Regions from separate parts of the Homo sapiens genome. Here regions 1, 2, 3, 4 and 6 are each linked to region 5. The links are chromatin loops, found by intact Hi-C in ENCODE. Cell type or tissue: heart left ventricle. All regions are shown on one strand. Region 1 overlaps LOC105372135 (a long non-coding RNA gene). Region 2 holds the start of LOC107985183 (a long non-coding RNA gene). Region 3 has its middle 180 kb from the start of TXNL1. Region 4 has its middle 48 kb from the start of LINC01416. Region 5 overlaps LINC03069 (long intergenic non-protein coding RNA 3069). Region 6 overlaps LOC105372130 (a long non-coding RNA gene).

Region 1 (4,000 bases), 490 kb after region 5:
GAGTGTGAGCATGAGTAAATCCTTTCACTCTTGGAATGAGAAGGAAATAGTAAACCCACTTTCTAGGCTAATCATGTGATATTTTACCAAACTCTGAGTTTAGAAAGATGTTATATAATCTGGCTTTTATTGCATGTATTTAGATCGATTTTATCAAGCCATGTTCCCTGATACATATTAGGATTGCACCTCAAAGTCTTGGGTAGCCTTAGGTCATATTTCAGCTGTGGTTCTTTTGTTTAGAGCAAGAAGTATGTGGAAGTATTTTGTTTTGTTTTTATCAATCTTGGTAGCTCACGTGATGTCCTTCAAGAGCCAGCCATACTCTGGGGCTTATCGTCTTGGCAGAAAAAGCAACTGTCCAGAGGTCAAACAAGGGCCTGTTTCCTCCCCTGCGAGCCAGCTGAGACCTTCCATTCCCAGACTGAGTTTCAGTCCTTTAGTTTAGCCTTAAGGCTTTGTTCCCTAATAAAATGCAACACACTGGAAAGACTGCCACTAAGTTACTCTCAGATTTACTTTACAAGGATGAGTTGAGATCAACTTTTGATGAGCAGAGGAGGGCCAAATAGACCATGTGTCCTTGGGAGGGAAGAGCTGTGTCCCTGGGATGGGGAGCATTTTGGAACCAGAGGTTGGAAGCACCAAAGCCGAACAGTTCCTTCTCACCAGTGCTTCCCAGGCAGAGCCTCACAAAACAGCACAATTGTGGCAATTCCCCTGTGAGGCTTCTTTAAGAACCCTATTTTCCCTGGTTTAAGTAAACTCAAATATTTCATTTGTATTTCTGTAAGCACACATTTTCAACTCTTGCTGCCTTCTTGGCTGTTGAATGACTGTCATCACCATGTGTAGAATCATGGATCTAAGAATCCTCAGTGTCACTTAGTCCAACTTTCTTCCCCAAATAGTCTCTTCTAGGATATCTTCCCCATTGATGGCCACTATGTAGGTGCTTGAACCTTTGCAGTAACAAGGACTTCATTGCTTCATAAGGCACTGTGTTACATGATGGACTATTGTATTTTTAGGAAGTTCTTTTTATTGAATCAAACTTTATCTCTCTAAACATCAATTGATCATTTCTAGTCTCCCAGAATTACTTTGGTTAATGGATCTCAAAGTCTAAATTCAAACATTGTCACCTAAGCATTGAGGTCCTCCCCTTTTTTGTTCCTCTCACTAGTCTAGTTTTATGAACAATCCTATGAAACCTCGATGACCACACATCTGACAAGCCCATTACTGTTTCAAAAGGAAAGGAAGGTAGGGATCTACAAGCTAATGTCTCCAAAGCAGATCTTAGCACAATTCTGATTCTGCATCCAGCACATGACATTCTCCCTGGAGATAATCCCAATGCCTGCTTAATAGGTTAGAGTCCCAGCGTTTAATATCTGACCGCATTAAGAGTTTTTAACATCTCACTTAAAATTAATCCATAACAGATATTTTTGACATAAAACTCAAAAGGAAATAGCTTCCTACCCAAATTAACTACAAAATCGGGAAAAACTTTAAAAGTTTCTGTATTAGACTGTACACAAGCCTGCCTACTGTATTTAACTGGACTCTTCATGACATCTAGTGGCGAAATCTGGAAAAGTTTCCAGTACTCTAAACGTGGCAGAAGGTGGGAAAACAATTTTTAATCCTATTTGATATTCACTGTTTGAATATTATGTTTTGTGAAATCGTAAACTGAATTCATCTGTCAATCCATTATAATAGTATACTCATTTTTATTTTAGGCATATCTGTGGCTTTATACCTTTTAAATTTGGGCTGACTTTGAAATCAATCACATCTATTTTTTCACGGATGTCAGAAAGAACCACATTGGTTTAGGGGGAGAAAAACATTCTGGATAAGCATAAATAACAACATTTTTAGCTGGAAACACACCACAAAAATGTTTTGCATAACTGTATTCATCTTCAAATGTAGTTTTAAGACTCAATTCCTGTGAAATCTGAGTCATTTATAGCTAACCTTGAATGTATTGTTATTCACAATTAGAAGTAGATAAATTTCACAGGCAGAGAAGCTGACAAGTCTTTAAGACTTCACACTTAGTTTTGCAGGAAGAGCTGAAGTTAATTAGAAGTGATTATACATACATTGCATGTGTGTGTGTATTTGTGTTGTTGCACACAGACACCACGAAGGCCTTGGGAAGGTTGCATTTTTTATGTTTTAAAAATAAACATAATCTCCTTCCCATGTGTTGCTATAAGCCCAGTAAATCTAGGAAGCTCAGCAGGGTTGAACAAGGTCATTTCTCGTCAGGACTCCAAGGGGGAGCAGGAAGCAACCCTGTGCATCAGATGCTGGCATCCTAATCCCTGCTCAGCAAGAGCTTCCCAGGCATGTGGGACAGGTCGTGCCAGCGCCGACACACTGGCAGACCGAGGCTCTGACGCCAGCCACGCTCCGTATCAGCACTGCGGCTCCCTACCTACCGTGCCCCTGGAAGACGAAAATATATCCTCACTCTCACAGTAAAGGCAGGATTCCAACCGAGTCTGCTCACTTCTTGGTTCTGGTAAACAGGAAAGTAGTCATGAAAAGATACATCTAATCACTATCTCAGAATCAGGGAGGCTTTATTGATTTGGTTTTTTGTCGAATTTAAATATATGTTAAATAAATATATAAAGATATGTAAATTATTTTGTTGAATTTAAGATATATATTTAAAACAAATGGATAATTAATGCATATTTAAATTCAACAAAACCCAAAACAAATGAAGAAAAAAATATAGATATATATCTCCATAGATCTTCTGCTACAGAGAAGAAACAGAACATATACCAAAAGACATTATAAACATGTAGGTAAAAACAACTCCAAAATAATATATAAGAAACAGAGAGTGGTGTTTCCCTGTGAGAAAGATCTGGAGACTAGAAGTGAGGGTAGAGATATGGAGATGAGGAAATCATTTTTCTCTGTATACTTATACTCTTTGAAAACTAGCTGTATTACCTAGTAAGAAATATATTTCAGCCGGGCGCAGTGGCTCATGCCTGTAATCCCAGAACTTTGGGAGGCTGAGACAGGTAGATCACTTGAAGTCAGGAGTTTGAGACCAGCCTGGCCAACATGGCAAAATCCTGTCTTTACTAAAATTACAAAAAAATTAGCCAGCTATGGTGGTGTGCACCTGTCATCCCAGCTATCGGGAGGCTGAAGCAGGAGAATTGCTTGAACCCAGGAGGAGGAGGTTCTGGGTAGCCAAGATTGCACCACTGCACTCCAGCCTGGGTGAGAGTGAGACTCTGTCTCAAAAAAAAAAAAAAAAGGTATTTCAATTTTGAAATACCATAAATAATTTGGCCCAAAATTTGTCCTCACCTTGGTGTGAGGTGATATAGGTCTTTGGATATATGATTTTAAAAATTAATAAGGTGACTTCTGTTTTCTGGTTTAGACTATAAGGTGCTTAAAAGTCACCATTCTGGCCAGGCATGGTGGCTCAAACCTGTAATCCCAGCACTTTGGGAGGCCGAGGCGGGCAGATCACCTGAGGTCAGGAGTTCAAGACCAGACTGACCAACGTGGTGAAACCCATCTGTACTAAAAATACAAAAATTAGCTGGTCATGGTGGCACACACCTGTAATCCCAGCTACTAGGGAGGCTGAGGCAGGAGAATCGTTTGGATCAAGGAGGCAGAGGTTGCAGTGAGCCGAGATCACACCATTGCACTCCGGCCTGGGTGACATCTCAGAAAAAAAAAAAAAAAAAAAAAAAAGTCACCATTCCATCCAAACAACAAGTGAAAAACTAAATATACTGAAAAATCAACAACTCTTCTTAGATCCATCAGCTCCTCACAGAGATCTATCAGTGAGGTCACAGGGGAGGCCACCGCCCCAAAAATTGGAGAGAGAGGCAGATACAGGGAATCACAATGTACCAGAGCAGAAGCCTGCACAGAAACCAGCACCAGGGTAAGAAAATCTAAACTGTGACTGATGAAGTGATGGAGGCTC
Region 2 (4,000 bases), 220 kb before region 5:
GTAGTTACCAATTCCATAGCATTCAAACCCATAATAAAAAACATCTGACTCCATCTTTCCCAGTTTAAGCACTCCTCTGTTTATTTTAATGAAATTTGCATATAGATGTTTGTTTTTGTAGGAGGAAAATATGTACAGTTTTTACCCAAATCTTTGTAAAATCTGTGTTGTCTATCAAGACAGTAGGAGATTCTTCTATGTGTGGTTTTTGATGACTGTGCGATCATTTATTGCACACACTCTGTATCCTAAAGAAATTTCAATTGTAATAAGCTAGTAGGCATGCATACAGTTTCCCCTTTTCTAATAAAAAGAAAACAATTTGTCAATTTTTTGGAGTTTTAAAGATTTCTATGAATAAGGGTTCTGTACAGTTGTAGGAATGACTCAAATGCACTTTGGGAAGGAAAATTGCTTTGCAATTCTTTGAGTCTTCAAACACAGCCACTGTGTTAGGAACTTCTGATTGCTAATTTGCCTGCACGCAGTCTATATGGAAATCTGATCACTTACTGTTATCCGCTGTATTTGTGCCATTTTGCTTCGAACCTGAAAAGAGAAGGAAAAAGTTTCCTTTTATAACTAAGAGAAGAGCATATTATGTGTTAGAATCTAGGCACTTTTTTTTCTTAAACTTTGGATTTTTACATGTGAATTTAGTGTACCACTTTTGCTGCCATCACAAGCCAAAATGTCAGGTTTTGTCTAAAGAGGGGATAGGTGTGTTATGGAGATTTTTACAAGTTGAAGACAACAGAATTTTGGGGAGGGTGTAGAGTATAAGTACTTGAAATGTATCAGGAGATTGGGGCGGGAAGGAAGGAACAGGGAAAAGCACAGATGCAGGGGGTGAGGAGAAAATCCATATCGTTAAGTGAAAATGGTTAAGAGCCTTACATTCTAATGAATGCCTTGAATTAACAGCACGGAAATGTGAAGATGTATTTGCTGGAATGGAGTTCTAATTTGACACACTCTACAGGATTTCTAGAGATTAAGGTTTAGAAAACTTGAAAACGACATGGGTCCAGATATCATCAATGCTCTAAAATAGGAAAATGACCACAGGTGAGAGGAAACAATCAATTCTGATCCTACTTTGACAGAGAGAGAGAAAAAAAGACCAAACAATTACTTCAATTCTTGCTGTCCATAAAAGCTCTCATCACTCCCTGCATTACTCGCAAATGTTCGCATTCGATTTAAATTCTGAATCACTAGAGCTATGGTGAGCCAGCAGCATTAAGCAGGGGATGGGGAACAAAGTCCCTTTAGGCCAGTCACCTGTTAGGTTTGGGGTAAAACAGAAATTGAAAAATTACTTTCCTCTCAAAACATTAGAGTAGCTCCAAAGCATTGAGGACTAAAACTGTTGCAGAGTCGTGTGTGTGTGTGTGTGTGTGTGTGTGTGTTTGTGTGTGTGTGTGTGAGAGAGAGACCAATGAAACAGAGGACAGAGAGAGGAAAGAGAGGAAAAAGAGTTGTCAACATGAATGAAATTGAAGAAAGATTTCCCTAAAGAATATATATATATATATATATATATATATATATATGTATTCACATATTAAAGAACATATGTGAAACTATATAAATGGAACATAAGTATTTCCAGCCATGGAATTAAAAACACACACATATTGTGTGTATATGTGTATGTGTTTTTTAAAAATTTTTTGTTAGTAGTTTTTTTGGAAGGAAAAAGGAAACAAGTGCCATTTTACCAGCTATATCATCGTATTCACAACCACCAAGCTGAGGTATCCTGACTGAGCCAATTAGCCTCGTTTAGTTCTTCATTACCCCGCATTGCTCGACCTGCTTCTGTGCATAACAGGGTTAATCATAATGAAATGAAATGAAATCATTTGATTTTATTAATTTCGTATATAGTATGTCCTCCAGAATTCTTACCAATGCTAGGACATTAGGGAATACTGCTGTGTGCTAAATTTGCTCCCTCTGCTGGCTGTCTCTGAGGGAATGGCAAAACTACTGGCTCACACATACACAAGAACTATTGTTTGGGAAAACACACACACACACACACACACACACACACCACACCAATTTGTCCTCAGGGAAACAGTACCAGTGCATTGTGAGTTAGCTCTGTGCTCTTCTGACACTGACACCAGTAGCACAACCAGCGCAACATTTTCTTCCCGGAATGCCTTGGCCACTGAAGGAAAATAAAAAGTTGGGAGGGATTGGGAGAGAAGGGGAGGCTGGAGCAGGAGGTGAGGCTTGTTCTGTATCTAAGGCTTAGATAAGAACACTGCCCCTACCTCATCTCGGGAGCTTATTTCATCTTCATTCCTTGCTGATACCTGTCAAGTTCCCAAAGGAGGGTGGGAGAGCTTTATCCTACCAGTCTTTCCCACCATGAAAGCCATTTGATACCAATAAGTGCATCACGTTTGGTTCCATAGGACTAGCTGGACAGGAGACGGGTCATGGAATTAGTTAAAAAGCCAGTGCCCATATTAGAATTCCTAGATTCACGCAATGTAAGGTAGTTTATATAAAATATGTAGAGTTAAAAAGAACAAGAGTTAATTTTCCCAAATGAGTTAGAAAATTTGAAAAGAAATAGGGAAACGCCGTGATGTAGTTTTGAACCATGCATAACATTTCCTGTGAAAGGGCATTCTGTTTAGTAATGAAAGTAGTTAAATAGATGGTGTTCCAAGCATATTTTATTTTATATACCAACCTAGAAATTGGAAAAAATCATGCAACTGTAATAAGATTTCAACAAATGAATAGATCAGATTAACCTAACATAAAATGTGTTTTTTCTTGAAGTTAGGGAAAAACTGCCTTTCTCTCTGAGATACACAAAATTATTTCTTGCCCTTTGTGAAAAGATTGAGTTAAATCGTAGCCACAGACTTGGAACCACCAGGAAATTTTTCAAAAAGAAAAAAAAAGGAAGAAAGAAAGGAAGGTAAGGAAGGATGGAAGAAAAAATGCTATCTATCAATGTAAATTCTTTAATAAAGTTTCTTAATGTACTTGATCATATGACATTAAATTCCACTTTTCCCTCTTAATGACTTTCTTAGAGAAAAAAGAAAGCCACAATCAGAAAAGATAAAGAGAATAAAAGAAATGAGTCTATAAAAATCTGAATAAATGGGAATTTATACGTTATTTAATGTCAATCTGCTCCAATTTTTATGTTTGTTATCTGTACCCGCCTGCATACCTGGGATTGCATTGAATTGTTTTGGTATCGAAATATACTCTCTTGCCTTTGAAATTCATGCAGACCTTACTTGTCCTTCAAAAAGGAAAGCATCCTGTTTTGGTTAATGGGCTTTAAAAAAACAACAACAAAAGTAAATTGTGATAGCAATTAGGCTCCTCAGTGAGCATGCTCAGTGGGTTTCTCCTGGTTGCTAGGCAACCGGCTGAAGGTGTGTGGCAAAAGAGGGCCCCAAATGTGAAAACATAAGCACCTTTGGCATAGGTTTCATCCAGTCTAGAAAGCCATGTGCATTTACTTAATTAATTATGGGATGTCCTTGGGTGGGTTTCCTGCATTCCCTTTCCGCACTTGGGGGGAAAGGTGTGGGGGTAAGGAAGGATTACAGAGTGGAGGATCAAGCAGGATGGGTTCAAGAACCACAGTGAATCCTTCCAGAAACGGCGTCGTATCTAAATTGGGTTGCAGTTTTATAGTGTGTGTGTGACCATTTATCTTTCATTTCGGGAGTCGTAGTTAGCTCTTAACCACCAAGCTCGGGCGGCTCAGTATGTCACGGCACCGTCCTAATCCCACCCTGGATCAGCGTAACAGCGCACATCGGAAATGTAAGCTTCGCAAATAAATCCATTTTCACGTACTCGAGTCGTATAACAGAAAATTTCCAGTTAAACCACATTGTTAAATTAAAGGTTGCAGCCCATATTCAAAAGCCCATCCGCAAGCTCTGGGGTTCTGCTGAAGAGGCACTTACAGTAGTTCAGAGAACGATGCAGTGAAGTAAAAATG
Region 3 (4,000 bases), 370 kb after region 5:
TTCGATCAAGCATTGTATTTGTCAGAGTACATGATTGGGGTAGCACTGACAGAAATTTTATCACATTTAACATTTGTTCATTTCACACTTCAGGCTCTCTCTCGATCGCAGAATTTATTTCATTGGCATTTGTCATATCTCGGCTATCTTCTTTCACCACTTTGTAGATGGTGGCTTTTTTAGGCGACTTTTTCTGAGCTGAGGATTTTTTTTCTAGGATGCCAATCCAATCTGGTATTTCAAAATGCCAACACCATTGGCCCTGCTGGAAACCGATTAAACAATTTCTATGCCTAACAGCTCTTTTCAAGTTGCTGAGTTTTTGATTTTCATTTCTTAAGGCTAAATTTTCACACACACAAAAATTGCCCACTCTTTGCATGCAAATGAAGCAGTTTAGAAATGGAAATTCAAGCACAGTGAGCCCTGCATTAATTTACAAATCCATGGCATATTTAAAATATTTTTTCAAATTGCTTCACACGTTTTGGGTGTGTGACACATCGCCATTTAACTTAGTCAAAGTTATTTTGCTGATAAACTTTAGATAACTCTAAAGAAGGCATCTTTGGGAGAACCAAGGAAGAACTGTTTTCTGTTCCATTACATATATTTTTTTCATTAAAATAAAACGGGATCAACTTGGGTGAGCTAGAGCTCCCTTATAAAGACAGGAATTTCTCACCCAGATGAGAAATTTGAGTGAATGGAAGAGGAAAGGGAAATCAATGTCCTTGTGAGTAAAAGTCTATGAAAGTACAGTGTGTATGTCATCAACACTTTACATTTCAATCGCTTCATTTCTGGTTCCTATAAGAAGAGAACCCAAACGTATCTTCACGCCTCTGCAGAGATAAAAATAGGTAATCATCACTAGTCTTCAGAAAAGTATATCCTAGCTTTCTGTTTTATATTTGCAAAGCAAGAATGTACATTTGCCTCAAATAGGGCTATTGAAGGGAAAGACTTTTTATCCTTTCATTTTCTTATACTGCATCAAAGCTAGCACATTTTAGAACTGATATTCCTCAGGTTTTTTTTTTAATTTAAAGGAAACCATCCATTTATCAATATCAATCAGCCTGTTCCTGACCAATTCAGATTTCAATCAGACTTATAAACTATAACGTGCCCTAATTATGAAGTCATAATAAGTAACACAGTGGTATTGGTGCAGGGACAAATTGTCCATGGAAAAGATTAGAGAGACCTGAGAAGACTCACACATATACAGAAAATCTGACATTGCAAATAAGTGGGAAAGGAAAGACCTCAGTAAGGGTGCTAGGACAATGGGAAAGAAAGAAAGAAAAAGAAGGGAAGGAAGGAAGAATGGAAGGAGGGAGGGAAGGAAGGAAGGAAGGAAGGAAGGAGAAAAAAGGGAGGGAGGGGAAAAAAGGGAGGGAGAGAGGGAAAGGAAGGAAGAAGGGAAGGAGGGAGGGAGGGGAGAAAGCAGAGAAAGAAAGGAAGGAGGGGGAGGAAGGATAGAAAGAAAAGAAAAGAAAATGGGTTCCCCTCACACACACTGTTCACTAAAATCAGTTCCAGATAGATGAATAACATATGGAAAAGAAAACTTCACAATTTTTAGGTAAAAAATAGGAAAACATTTCTGTGACATTAGGATGAAGGAGGAGAGAAAACAAGTCACAAAAAGAACTATAAAGAAAAAAATATAGATTCAACCACATTAACTTCCACTCATCAGAAGACAACAAAAGAGAGTAAAGAAGCAAGACCCCAAAACTGGGAGAAGATGTCTATAATAACTATAATTAACAAAAGAAGAATATCCATAAAATAAAGAACTTCAATGATTCAAGAAAAAAACAACCCAAGAGGGGACACACAGCCTATGGGCAAAAGAGATGAAGGGGCATTTCAAAGAAGACGCAAGATGAATGCCCATTACACAAATGGGGAAATGTTCATGAATCATCAGGAAAATGCATAATGAAATCACTAGGAGATACCATTCACCCCCATGAGGTGGCAAAACATTTTAAAGTATGACATATCAAGTATTAAAATGGTGTCCAGTAAGGATATGGAATAACAGGCACTCCTGTACACTGGCGGTGGGAGCAAAGTTGTTACTCTCAATTTGGAATACTATTTAGCATCACCTAGTAAAATTAAACTTAGGCCAGATGCAGTGGCTCACATCTGTAATCCCAGCACTTTGGGAGGCCGAGGCAGGCAGACCACCTGAGGTCAGGAGTTTGAGACCAGCCTGGCAAACATGGTGAAACCCCGTCTTTACTAAAAATACAAAATATTAGCTGGGCATGGTGGCACGAGCCTGTAATCTCAGCTACTCAGGAGGCTGAGACAGGAGCATTGCTTGAACCTGGAGGCGGAGATTGCAGTGAGCCAAGATCATGCCACTGCACTTCAGCCTGGGCAACAAGATCAAAACTCCGTCTCAAAAATAAATAAATAAATAAACTTGTGCACACTCCACAGCCACTCCCAGATGTATTCACTCCCAGATAATACAGCCAATCCCAGATGTAGATATAGATGATATAGATATAGATACAGACATCGAGCCAAGAGAAGCTTGTGCACATGTTTACCGGTCCATATACATAAGAATATTCACAGTATCATTGTTCTTTGGAGCAAAACAAGCCAAACATCTGTAAACAGAAGAATATATGAATGAATGATGACACAGTCATATGCTGGAATGTAATACAGCCACACATTAACATAGTTAAATCTGAAATATATAACATTGAGCAATCAAAAAGCAAGTTTCAGGAAAAATGCATACATAAACCTTTATTTACCTGAAGTTCTAAAACAAGCAAAATTAAGTAATAGCTTATTTAGGAATATCTATACATAAAGAAAACCAAAGGTGCTATTAACACAAAATTCAGGATAGTGACTATCTCTGGAGAGTAGAAGAGGGGATTACAATCTGGGGAGGTCCTGCCTAAGGCTCCACAAATATCAATACTATTTCTCCTCTTAGTGGGTTCATTTTATCATTAGTCTTGAAATTGTATATAGATATTAGACATATTTCTTTGGAATTATTATATGTTTATTTTTTAAGTTTTAAAACAAACTTTGATGCATGAGAGCCAAATCAAGGCTACAAATATGCACCATCCTCCCGACCACAACCTACTCCAATTTGTCTTAAATAGTGAGTTATTTCCAAAACTTTTCTCCAGAAGGCATGTGAGCTTCTTTCTCACAACACTGTGGGAGAAGAATACAAGCTGATACAATAGCATTGATTCTGAAAGCCCTTTGCACACCCGTGCTTATCACTGCTGTTACGGTTGTGTTGTCGTTCGTGCTGCTGTTATCTATCATGCTTGTCTTTCTGCCATGTCATAGACTGAAAAAACACTTGAAAGTTTGTTGACTTGATGCATCCATTCCATTTTAATAGCTCCTATGGTGGGTGACATTTGAAAAAAAGTCTCCAGCAAAGAATCTTATCCTGAAGTCCCACTGGAGCAAACTTTGTACAGGTAGACATTAGACAGAGGTTTTCCGGGGAAGCATCTTTATCTTGTATAGATGTGTTTAGTCCATGCTTGTTAGACCCCAAATTTCTATATGCAGACCCAAAAAAATGATGGAAGTGTATTTCTTCAAATCTTAAATGCACTTTCTTTAGCTACTTTATCATCTCTCAAATCAGGATGCATTTGCAATCTATGGCATAACATGGTTTGACAGCATTTTTTTTCTTTCTTAGTAAAACACAAAATAATGGTTTTCTTAAAGTTGATGGTTTTTTACTTTCTCTAGCATATAACATCAAGTTTCCACAGGAATTCCCATATTCCCATCAATTGGAGAGAAAAAAAAGCAGATGCCAGAACATAGAGATCAGATGCTGCCACACTGCCTAGAGACTGGAAATGACAGCCTGCAACAAGCCACACCTGAAGGCTGCTCTTGAGGGCAGGAAAACAGAAGGTCCAAGGAGAAGGAAAACGCTGTTTTGGTTCCATTTGAACCAAAATGCTGG
Region 4 (4,000 bases), 210 kb before region 5:
CTGTTTCATGCATGTGCAATTACAAGCCGTTTTAGCAACTAGTAAAACTACAGGTGTCTGGGTTTTAATGTAACCGTTTAAAAAGAGCAGTTCATGGGCCTCTGATTATTATTTTTTATAGCTGGCAATGTTCCTAAAGTAGACTGCCAGCTCAAGGGTTAAACATAACTCTGTTTCTCTCCCATCTGGTGGAATCTCTGAAACCCATTTGTAAATTAATTTTTGAAACTTTGAATCCATACTGCTGCATACAGTTATTGTATTCTGCACAGACAGCTTGTACTGCTGCTTTACATGGCTCCAACAACAAACAATTAACTGGATTTTGAGTGGTGGATGCTAAAGTCATTAAGTACGTGTATCTATTTGGCTTGCTAACTCCTATACCATAACAGAGACCACAGTTACCATCAAATCACTTTGATAAATAATGTTGTCATGTAGTTTCATAACAGCTGTAGAATGTCGATCAGTGCCTTCTTAATCAGAAGTTCAGTTCTGTATAAATGAAAAATTTCACTTGGAGATCTCTCTTATTTTTTTTTATTTTTTTTATTTTTTGAGACTGAGTTTCGCTCCTGTCAAAACTCAGGCTGGAGTGCAATGATGCGATCTTGGCTCACCGCAACTTCCGCCTCCTGGGTTCAAATGATTTTCCTGCATCAGTCTCCCGAATAGCTGGGATTACAGGCACCCACCACCATGCCTGGATAATTTTGGTATTTTTAGTTGAGATGGGGTTTCACTATGTTGGCCATGCTGGTCTTAAACTCCTGACCTCAGGTGACCCGCCTGCCTCGGCCTCCCAAAGTGCTGGGATTACAGGCGTGAGCTACTGCTGCGCCAGACCAGATTTCTCCATTTTTAACCTCTCTCCATTTAAGAGCAGATGGAAGATGAAAGAGTTCTAAGAACTATTTTAACAACTACTGAAATTCATTATTTGCCAATAAAATAGTCCAAGAATAAATTCGTCTGCTCTTAGAAGAGAAAGATAGGTATGTAAAAATATAAGTGGAGAGAATTGATTTACAGATTAATTTCATTAGACTAAAATTAAGATTTCAAATTTTTAAAAAATGCTGTCCAGCACTCCCAAACTCAACACACATGGTAGCAGGTACAAGTCAAAATCAATTACAAATTTGAGTTTGCTGCACTGTAGTAAAGATAAGTTGAGCTGCTATATTTAAGGCTCTGGTGACATTTCCATTATGAATATAAGCATCACTTTTCAGGGATTTATTGCTCAGCCATAACAATTTTTAGGCACGATCAGTTATGAAATTGTAGGACTTGGCTTTCAGACCAGATATTTTTATTTACTTCTTTTGAATTAAGGAAGAGTTTAAAGGATGGAGAGAGTAGAAGCATGGTTACCAGAGGCTGCGAAGGATAGTGGGGGGCTGGGAGGAAGGTGGAGATGGTTAATGGATACAAAAAATTAGCTAGAATGAGTAAGACCTACTATATGATAGCACAATAGGGTGACTATAGTCAATAATAACTGAATTGTACATTTAAAAAAACTTAAAGAGTGTAATTGGATTGTTTGTAACTGAAAGGATAAATGGCTAAGGGGATGGATACCCCATTCTCCATGATATGCTTATTTCATATTGCTTTCTGGTATCAAAACATCTCATGTACTTCATAAATATAGACAACTACTATGTACCCACAAACGTTAAAAATAAAACAATTTTTAAAAAGAAAAAAGAAAGAATTTAAATGTTCTGGATGAATGAAAACAAATTAACAGTAAGAACTATGAACATTTCCTTTGTTAAATAAAATTTGGCCATTTCACAGAAGCATTGAAAACTGTAGTTAATTTCTTGGTAATATATTTTCATTTGCCCTTTATTCCTAACAGCATGATGATGTTTCTATGGCAGAGATGAACCTAGAATTGATGACACCCCAAACACTTTCATTCTCCATATGCTAATTATTACTCAAATTAGAGAGAGAAAATTTTCCTTGTGTTTTATGATAGGCTTAAAACATAAAATAAGTGAAGATTAGCTTTCTAGAATATGTAAAAATTTGACTCCAGTATTGTTTTTGAATAATATTTTAGGCAAGTCAAGCCCCTGGTTAAAATCCTCAGCAGTGACTGTTGTCTTCTAAAGTCCTAATTTTCAAGGTGTTCCAAAATCAGTTCCCAGCTTACTCTTCATACCTCAGCTTTCACTAATTCTCTTTATGAATCCTACAGCAAACCTAGACTCCCTGCCCTTTGTCAGGCACATCTAATTTACCTACCCTCTTCCTTTTTCTCTCAACCCATCTCTATCTAAATCCTTCCCATTCTCCCAGGCCTACTTTAATTATAAGCACCTCCAAAGATGTTTTCTTGATCCTTCTTACAGAAGCATTTTTTTCCTCCTGAACATAAAAAAATTGGGGTTTTTGCAACAGCTGTTTATGTGTATGTTATTCACAACCTATTTCCTAATGAGGTGCTCACCTAAGGTTTGTTGATCACATAAATGCATGAATGAGTATCTGCTATTGAAGACTTACCTACTTTTGGATTTATGCTTTCTACTAGGATCAAGTGATAGATAAATAACAGAGCATGACATATAAATATGTTAATATAGATACATATGTTAACACTGTATCTTTAGGGGATCTTAGCCCATCCATAAATAAATAACATTTGAAACAAAGGCATAACAGAGGCAAAATTGATTTGCTTTAGAAGGTCATCTTCCTCTCATTCATCAAGGCTACAAATGTAGCTTTGCCTTCTGTCTCAAAGCCATTTCCATGGTTGTGTATCTGAAATGTACATATCTGTCTCCTGCGCATCCTGCCCCACATCATGCCTGGACCATCTCTGGACCACAAAACATTTTCCCAAAAGGTCTCTTTGATTCCAGCTGTCATGGGCTGTCAGGATGAACTTCCTAATATGCTGATAAGAATATGTCAATCCCCTGCTTAGAAATCTCTAGGTGGGGGATTGACTACTCACAAAGTAAACTTCTGATCTACAAGTAAAATTCAAATCCCTTAAGGTGTCATTCAGTGCTCTCAATCATCTGCTTTCAATGTTCCCTTCTGGCTTCATCTCCTCTGGTCTCCACCACATGGCTTATGCTCATTCTCTTGGCTAACTTCACCTCCATGAAAATGCAATTATACTTCCTTCTTGTAGACTGGAACACTCTTCCTCACTTTCCGCCTATCCTTTAAAGCAGTGGTCTCCAATCATTTTGGCATCAGGGACTGGTTTCATGAAAGACAATTTTTCCATGGACCTGCTGGGTGGGGATGGTTTCAGGATGAAACTGTTCCATCTCAGATCATTAGGCATTAGACTGTCATAAGGAGTGCACAACCTACATTCCTCACATGCACAGTTCACAATAATGCTTCTATGATAATCTAATGTCACCACTGATCTGACTGGAGGCAGAGCTCAGGCAGTAATGCTCACTTGCCCGCCACTCACCTCCTGCTATGCAGCCTGGTTCCTAACGGGCCACAGACAGGTACTGTCCATGGCCCGGGGATTAGGGACCCCTGTTGTTTTAGGTTTGACTTTAGTGCTCCATTCTCTGCCAAGTCTTCTGTGATCCAAGTGGTCAGAATGTATTGCATTTCATTTGGATTTTTGTATATACCTCTATTTCACTGTACCTAGACCTATGGTGAGTAGCTTGTATTTTCAACCCTACCAAATCACTACTTCTAGAAAACAGGAACCATGACATCATTATGTTTATGTATATCTCTTTGAGCTAGTAGTGTCTTCTTATATTGCTTTCTACACAGTAGTTAATTGCCTTGTGATGAATTCAACCACACCTTTTGGGTATATAATATACCTTAATGAGAATTGTATTCCTAGGATAAATAAATAAATAATTTCAGAAAATGCTAATCAACAATTATCAGTTAATCATGTGCTTATAATTGATGAAGCATTGACTCATCAGATTTGAATCATCAGGTAGATTTTAGTGACTTATCTGTGTTATTGTTT
Region 5 (4,000 bases):
TTCACATCATAAACATTGATTATAAGAAAAGCTTGAATTATCACCAAACTTTGAGCTTACCAGTTAGTCTCCATCTGTTATTGTTATTTAGGCTTTAGGACAAGAAGTTCAGCAATGTATATGTTGGGTCTACCAAGTCTTCAATCTTAAACTGCTTATTTTTTCCTCATTTTCTGCTTTCTAGATGATCCAGCTCCTCCATTGTCTTTCATGTGAAGTTTTGTCTTGTAACTAATCCCACAGCCCTTTTTCCTTGAAATTGAATGCCCTATCTGCCTATATGCAGTTACTACCATTCTACTCCAGATTTTACAATGCCTCTGCTATGTGATATCCTGGCTCCACAAACAAATTATACAATTTTTATTGGTGGGAGGCAAGTCTCACATTTATTTATGAATCCATCCTGGTGCCTACCCCTGTGCTAAGCACCATAGAAAATACTCAGCAAACACTGTTGAACATTTAAATAAAATAAAGAATTGCTAAAAGTCTTTTTACCATGTAAGAGTTCAATATAGAAGCTTAAAGCAGGAAGAAACTTAGACCTCCCTCTTATGCCAAGTAGAGAATTTGATTAACTTGGTCATTAGTCAATGAATATTGAGCTCTATTGGCAAACAGCTGTCTGTTAAGCACTATGGGAGACACATATGGTAGATAAAGCAAGTTCTTGCTCTCATGAAAGTTAAGATTTCTATTAAACATTTTCCTTTTGCTTCATTGAAAAGACATTTAATTTGTCATACATTTATAAGATATGGGTCAGGAAACACCAACACATTTAAACTCAGGTAACTATATGGTAAACAAAGGTGGAAAAAAGAGGTAGCTTCCATTGAAACATCTAATAATTACTAGCTCTTTCAAGGCTAAAAACAGTTTGTCTCCATGAAGTCACTTTAATCTAGTCCAATTGTTAGACAAAAACATTTTACAATGCAGACATTTTTGGAAGGCAATTGACCATGTATAAAAAACATCTGTATTTTTCAAGCAAGATAGTGGAGTGTTAAATTTTCTGTTGAGGTCAGCTCTCCAGCAGTGTATTTGATGATTTCATTGACATCCTGCTGCAGTTTCTTTTAAGGACTGGTAATTTGAAGTTTTTGGTTTCTCTTTTTAAATTTTCATCACTTCTGTTAGAGACAAAAATATGGGTTCCCCTTACAAGTGATTGTTTAAAAATGTGAAAGTCAAACAAACAATTAGTGTCCTACCAGATTGTCAATACTAATGGTTATGAGAATTGGAATGGTGACCCCAGGACAAGCAGTCTTTTTGGAAACATTTGCAGTGATGGCCTGGAAAATGTGAGGTTAAGAGAATATGAGAGGTAATCTTCTATGGCAGGAGAGCCTGCTTGGAATCTTCCTAAAAAAATAAGCAAAATCAAAGGCCAATCCTGTAAAATTTCCAAAACCCTTCACTGGAGTGGAATATTGCAATCATGAAGAAAGTCGCAGTAGAGAAAAAAAACAAACAAACATAAAGCATCAAATCTTATCCAACTTTTTGACAGCTAATCACAGCCATGTTAAATGTTACTGGGACTAAGAGCTTGAATGGTGTCATTAATGTTTTGGCCTATGAAATGTTGGCAGATAATTTATGTATTTCATGTGTAATGAAGCAAACCATCATACCACCCTACCTAAGGACGTTCTTCTATGAAATCACCTAAGAATTAGATGCAGACGACGCCAAGGCTTTCTGGATACTGGCAGAATCAAGTTTTTTTCTATGCAATGTCTGTCCTCCCAGTCTTGCCCCACAGTAAACACTTCAGCCTCACTTAGGTATAAGCCAGTCAGGGTTAATCCAACTATCCCAAGGAGGGCACAGTAAAAAAATGCCTCATTTGCCAACTTCTGCCCTCATTTGGTTTATTTTGAGCACTTCATTAAAAATAAAATGTATTATCACCTCTTCATTTATCTTCCCTATCCAGAAGGTTTGGCTGAAAGATTGATCTGATTCCAGATACTAAGGAAGTATCACTTTGCAGCCAATCACTCTGGGTTTTCTGGTATCCTAACCCAATGCTTTTAATAGAGATGTGTTTTCCAATGCAGACTCTCCAAATGCTATTTCCTACCAGTGTGCAGAGAGAGGCAATGCTGACAATATTTCTACTCATCTTTTAAGTTACTGGAAGGTGATTCTATAGCATATGGCTGTTAAGTTTAACAAAAGTAGGGGGAGGAGGAGAAAGGCCTGGCCATGAACATTCAGGAAGCTGGACCAGCGCCACCTGAAGGAGCCAGGAGGCCAGGAGGCCGGATGTGCACAGATCCCTGGGAGGAAAAAGAAGCCAGAACAGCTTAAATGGTCAAAGAATCAAATGTAAAGTGAGCTGCAAGGGTCAGATCTGGATGGAAGCCCAAATTCTGAGTCTCCGCATCCGTCCGGGGATAAACTTGGCTCCCAATCAGGGCTGACAATTAGGCCGTACAGTTAATATTTTTACAGCTGTTTTATTAATAACACATACAGTGCATCCAGCCAGGATTTGTTGGAGACACCTCAGGAAAACGAATGATGTAAATAACAGATGGATGTAGAATATCCCTACAAACAGGCATAAAGATATTCCCTTCTTGTTTAAAAAGAATTTAAATAGACAGATTGTAGATAAACAGGCAGACAGAAAGGGGGAGAGAGAGGATTTATGATATTTGAGGTGGTGGTTGCATGCGTTCACATGGCGAAAGACATGGACGTAAACATATACACTCTCTACATGGGAGGAGATGCTCAAAGCTTTGGCTTCTGGAAAAAAAAAATGTTTCATAGTGCAAGGGCTGAGCACCACAGCCTGGGGGCCCACAGAAGCAGGTATGCTGATGTGGCTCCTCAAATAGCTCCTCTGATACGTGGTTCAAGTCCGGAGACAACTTGCATGGCTTGTCCAGGCATGCCTGAGCCCAGCCTTGACCCCCAGGCTGTCCTGGGGCATCCTTTCCTCTTTCTCCTTGTCAATATGCCATTTGAAGACCCAGTGCACTCTTTTCAATTTTGCATCAGAACTAGGAGCAGTGGTATTTCAATCTGAAAAGAGAAATTAAAAATTCAGGATCTTCATGTCTTTTGTTTTCACTCCTACTATTTTTTTTTTTTGTACTGCTTTTTCATGTGCCTGCTGCACTGTGCTCCTACCATACTTTGCAACCAGATGGCTCAGGAACGAAGAACAAAGGCCACTAAAAAGTGGGCGGGGAGAAAAGGAGAAAGAAGCAGAGGACTGAAAGTCAAGGCGAAATCAGAGATGGGAGCAAAGCTCAATTGCTTTAATCACTGATACATTTTGGTTGAATTATGAACCTAGAACAGACACTCTTCCCAGTGATCCTGTATGTGTGCTGTGTGTGCATTGTGGTGTGTGTGCCTGTACCACACGCAGCCACATCTCCAGTCTTTTATTTCACTGGTAGGCATTAAAGCCAGAATGTATTCTTTGATGTATCTCTGTGTTCCCTGACATGTGTCAAAAGTGGCATGAGATGTCTTTTTCCAGAGAGAGAATGGTTGAGCTCAGATCTGGGCACTGAGAATGAGCCCATCTGCCTGGGAAGAAAGTGTGGTTGATTCAGAAGGGCTCAGGAGTTGTATGACCTGCCATTTCACAGTGGGTGACCTCGGTCGAGTCACATCCCTTCTCTCCTTAGTTTCCTCCTCCAGAAATATCTACCCCAAGGGATGCTGGGAGTGTTAAATAGAATAACATGTTATAAACTGGGAAGCACTGTATGAAAAGATTGTGATTATTCTGGAGTATTGCAACTTCTTGCAAAATTTTACAAGTGGCTAAGAGTTGTCTTCGATGCTTTTCTGTGACCCTCCCGACTGTATTTCATGCTTTACTTAGACCCCCAACCAAGCTTGTCTCTCCAGATCATGCTGTACACTGTGAATCTTACCCATGGTTCCCAATTGAACTTACTGTTTGTGTATCATTGGAATTTTATTCAATTATAGAATGACCTAATTGTCATTTAGG
Region 6 (4,000 bases), 290 kb before region 5:
AAGAAATTGAATTAGAACGTTTGGCAGGATCAAGGCTTTGTCTCCTGGCCGACTGGGTGGGGAGTCCCCACCCCCAGTTCCTCCATCTCTCTCATTTTGTGCACTGTTACTTAGCAGTTTACATAAAAAGGCAGAGGGGTTATATCTCCATACATTGATATATTTAATATATTAATAGATTTTTTTTTCTATCCTTGAGGTAATTGCATTTCTTTACTTGTTTCCTGAGGACATCCTCCTGATCTCTGCAACCCTCCCTTTTCCCTATCCCAGGACTAGACAGCTAGACAGTGAGTCACCCAGAACAAAGGCTAAAAATATTTGAAAATCCTCTGGTCTTAGTGTAAATCAGAAAGATTTGAATGCATACTTGTTGAGTGAGTTTTGCTGCCTTTAGAGACTAATCTAGTTCAGAGTTTTAATTATATATCCCCAGGGGCAGGGTAAGAGGAGGGGGAGAATGCACTATAGAAATAGAGAGCAGGAGGTGAAGGAACTACAGATCTCTACCAGGGAAGGCACTCTCTGTCCCCAACCCTGGTGAAGTGCATGGAAGCCCACTTAGCACCCAGCTGCCCTTCTCACTGACCATGAGTAAGAGCCATCTTTGAGCAGCATTTAATATGGCACTCTAGAGCTAGGTTTGTGTATTCCCGAGACCCTGCCCAGGCCTCATCTATCTTACAACAACCCTAGGTGTGGGGCTTAAGGTGGTGATAACAAAAAAAAAAAAAGAGGAAGCCCCTGCTTCTCTCCAAAGAGGCATTAGCTGGAGCTAGACTGAACTCTTCCACAGGACAAGGAAAGTGGTAGAAGACACTATCCTGTTATGTATGTCTTCATGAGTAGAAGTGGGTCTTTCTCATTGTACTGGGCTATTCTTGAAGGCAAAAATAATATCTTTTTACCTTTGCATACTCAACAGCTGGATAGTACTTGGCATAGAGCTTAATTAATGTTTATTGGATGACTAAATGAGCAAATGGCTGATTGACAAATACATGAAAGTGAAAATATTTAGAGGTAGGAGGAAGTAGCCAAAGAGAGAGACAGAGGAGAGGTAAAAGATGTTAGTAGAAGGAAGAATGATCGTTTAAACTGAGCCGAGCAATGATCGGGGCAGAAGAGGTTGAAGAATAGATCCAAGTTCGTTCAGAGCTTGGAAAAAGGGATGAAATGAAATAAGGTTAGTAGTCTCTGATATGTTGAAATGAAAAAAAAAAGCCATATTCTTAATTGCCTTAGTTAAATTTAGTTAACACTAAATTTATCTTCTTTATAGTTCTATTTCTGACCATAATACATGCCTTATACAGTTGACAGGTAAGAAATAGTCAAGATGGTCGTAGCCTCCATAAAAGATAAAGGCACAGGGCTATAATTTAAGTCTTTTGGTATTCATATATAGAGAAGCATGTCACCACCACCATTAGATAACTCTCTTTATGATCTAAAGACAGAATTCTGCTGTAAGAGTATGTTCCAAGTGCCAGATAGAATGTGTGCTCTTCTACTTTTGAGAGTGGTTTCATGTTTACTCATTCACTAATTTTTCACTCTGGGCCCTGTATTCACTCATTTAGAGGCACCAATTCAGCTCCTCTTCTGTGGAGAGACTACATGGGTGCTGAAGAAACAAAGACACAACGCAGCTCCTCTCAAAGGAGTTCAGAGCTTAGCAGGGGAGACAGAACCATGAATGCATAGTTACGCATCAATGTGCTGCACGAGCACTGAAGCCCAAGCACAAGCGGCCTGAGTCCCAGTGAGTCTAACCCCTCCCCATCCTGCCCTCCCACACCACAACCCAATCCATCCTATTGACTGCCTGCTTTATCCCCCATGCTGCTCTCAGCCTGGACACTGTATCCAGAATCCTGGGCTCTAGCAAAGACTGGAGCTCTGAAGCTCTCCTTGGTTCTCCCAGTCTCTCTCCCAGGAGCTTAGATCTTGACTCCTCCCTGGTGAATACAGCTAGACCCTGTGCTCTGAATTTTGCTCTACTCCAATGCCACTTTGTTCCACTTGTTGTTCAATCCTAGTTTGATCTAGACAAGACCTTTGGACACTAGCTTTGGACTGCCTGACTACTCTTGCTGGAGGCTGTTCTTAGCATTTCTCTCAGATCTTGTCCTCTGTTCTCATTGAAGCTCTCTGCTCCTTCATGCAATGTCTTGCTTTGAGGTCTCCCAGCTTGTCTCAGGTTAAAGTCTGTCCAATATAGCTTTGCCCCTTAGGCCTACACTGTCATGATCCTTGCGGATACCTCTTTTGGCAGGGAAACTTCCTTAGATCTCTCCAGAAGGGAGGAGCAAGATTTTGCTTCTGTCAGGGATAGCCCATATACTGAGGCCTTGTGGGCCTACAAATGCAGTCATTAGCATAATTCTTCTTTTTTTTTCCTTTTGAGACAGGGTCTTACTCTGTCTCCCAGATTGGAGTGCAGTGGTGCAATCTTGGCTCATTGCAACCTCTGCCTCCTGGGCTCAAACATTCCTCCCACCTCAGCCCCCTGAGTAGCTGGGACTACAGACATGAGCCACCACACCCAGCTAATTTTTGTACTTTTTTATAGAGATGGGGTCTTGCTACATTGCCTAAGCTGGTCTTGAACTCCTGGACTCAAGCAATCCTCCTGTCTTGACCTCCCAAACTGTTAGGATTACAGGCGTGAGCCACTGTGCATGGCCCATTCACAGATTACATTATAAGAAGCAGAAGAAGACTAGTGAGATATGAAGTGACGTGTAACTCACTCACTAACTCTACCATGTGGAAGTCAAATGCTTTGTGTTCACTTCAAGGGAAAGTATAAAATTGTGGATTAAATAACTTAATGAAATATATATGTATATGCCTGTGTGTGTGTGGGTTTGTGTGTATGCATATATTAGTGGGAAAGATGGAAATGAAAATCAGTATTTCTTAGTCTCTTACTTTAATTGTTAGGTCATGCCAATAAATTTCAACATATACTTTTTTGGTGTGATAGGGTTATTTAATTTAGAATATGACAACGTTTAAGAAAAAATGTTCTTTCTGTAATATTACCCCTTGATTTACTGAAGCTTTAGGATTACTTTTGTTAAACTCATTTGCCAATATGCCTCTCAATGTTGTATTTCTCTGCAAGAATAACAGCTTAAAACATAAAAAGACACCACAAAAAAGAAGAAAGATGATCTTTCAAACCATTTTTTTAAATTTTTATTTATTTATTTATTTATTTATTTTGAGACGGAGTCTCACTCTATAGCCCAGGCTTGAGTGTGGTGGTGTGATTTCGGCTCACTACAGTCTCTGCCTCTCGGGCTCAAGTGATCTTCCTGCCTCAGCCTCCCAAGTAACTGGGAATACAGGCATGGCCCACCAGTCCCAGATAATTTTTGTATTTTTGCATTATTATTATTTTTTAATAGAGATGGGGTTTCACCACATTGGCTGGGCTGGTCTCAAACTCCTGACCTCAAGTGATCTGCCCGCCTAGGCCTCCCAAAGTGCTGGGATTACAGGCTTGTGCCACCGTGCCTGGCCCCAAACCATTTATTTTGGAGGCAAGTGTGCTATTTCAAAATCAGAGTACTTAGTTTCAAGCCTTCAATTCTGTTAAAAGATAAATAAATAAATATATATATTTTTAAAGTAAGCAAAAATAACTTCTTTATTGTAAACACAGTATTACTGAAAATTCAAATAATTTTTGAGCTGATGGAAAAATAATTGTGAATCATCAGTTTGTCAGATGTCAACATCAGCTCAAACAAATTTGGACTGACTTCTTAACAGGTTTCTGATAGCTGAAGTAGTGGAAGTCCAGAAGGCAGATAGGGAGGAACAAGTGTAGATAGATGACCGGTTTGGAATAAATGGCATCTTGCTGCTGAAACAAGCTTCACACGTTAACCAGCAACCGTGAGGTTCCTGACTTTCCTGATCCCCAGGAGATGCTTACGCTAGGGATAAATTTCTATGTTGAAGCATTTGACAAGCTTTAGTTCCT

What was found. Peaks named below come from ENCODE experiments on the same cell type or tissue, not always from the same donor. Only the 100,000 strongest peaks of a DNase experiment are listed, where the experiment ranks them.
Region 1: it touches region 5 in a loop (7-fold over the local background); 7 of 110 quality-filtered maps call a loop at or near these places.
Region 2: a loop joins it to region 5, with 2.7 times the contacts of the local background. A loop is called at or near these places in 9 of 110 quality-filtered maps.
Region 3: a loop joins it to region 5, with 2.2 times the contacts of the local background. A loop is called at or near these places in 2 of 110 quality-filtered maps.
Region 4: it touches region 5 in a loop (3-fold over the local background); 9 of 110 quality-filtered maps call a loop at or near these places.
Region 6: it touches region 5 in a loop (6-fold over the local background); 6 of 110 quality-filtered maps call a loop at or near these places.

Annotation. Positions count from the first base shown.
Region 1 is chr18:56,574,676-56,578,675 of GRCh38, forward strand. LOC105372135 (a long non-coding RNA gene) reads left to right here. Exons shown (of 2, transcript XR_935514.4): 2 at 1-490. Among named protein-coding and RNA genes, the nearest start is that of TXNL1, 62 kb to the right of the region's middle. In heart left ventricle, a CTCF peak has its summit at 1,589 (motif pointing left); DNase peaks (open chromatin) are centred at 401 and 2,406; H3K27ac peaks cover 1,054 bases.
Region 2 is chr18:55,859,495-55,863,494 of GRCh38, forward strand. LOC107985183 (a long non-coding RNA gene) reads right to left here and starts at 1,395. Exons shown (of 3, transcript XR_001753452.2): 1 at 1,136-1,395; 2 at 514-549. It overlaps LOC105372131 (a long non-coding RNA gene), which reads left to right and starts at 3,492. Exons shown (of 3, transcript XR_002958213.2): 1 at 3,492-3,819. In heart left ventricle, a CTCF peak has its summit at 1,968 (motif pointing left); no DNase peak of the experiment used is centred here; H3K4me3 peaks cover 60 bases; H3K27ac peaks cover 10 bases.
Region 3 is chr18:56,453,402-56,457,401 of GRCh38, forward strand. No RefSeq gene overlaps it. Among named protein-coding and RNA genes, the nearest start is that of TXNL1, 180 kb to the right of the region's middle. In heart left ventricle, no CTCF peak of the experiment used is centred here; no DNase peak of the experiment used is centred here.
Region 4 is chr18:55,870,655-55,874,654 of GRCh38, forward strand. No RefSeq gene overlaps it. Among named protein-coding and RNA genes, the nearest start is that of LINC01416, 48 kb to the right of the region's middle. In heart left ventricle, no CTCF peak of the experiment used is centred here; no DNase peak of the experiment used is centred here; H3K27ac peaks cover 548 bases.
Region 5 is chr18:56,080,900-56,084,899 of GRCh38, forward strand. The region is part of intron 3 of LINC03069 (long intergenic non-protein coding RNA 3069); the gene reads right to left. All of the region lies in intron 2 of LINC01905 (long intergenic non-protein coding RNA 1905), which reads left to right. It overlaps LINC01539 (long intergenic non-protein coding RNA 1539), which reads right to left. Exons shown (of 9, transcript NR_040026.1): 9 at 2,457-3,051. Among named protein-coding and RNA genes, the nearest start is that of LINC01905, 41 kb to the left of the region's middle. In heart left ventricle, a CTCF peak has its summit at 2,257; a DNase peak (open chromatin) is centred at 2,272; H3K27ac peaks cover 2,250 bases.
Region 6 is chr18:55,790,134-55,794,133 of GRCh38, forward strand. It overlaps LOC105372130 (a long non-coding RNA gene), which reads left to right. Exons shown (of 9, transcript XR_007066382.1): 6 at 1,584-1,765. Among named protein-coding and RNA genes, the nearest start is that of LINC01415, 10 kb to the left of the region's middle. In heart left ventricle, no CTCF peak of the experiment used is centred here; no DNase peak of the experiment used is centred here.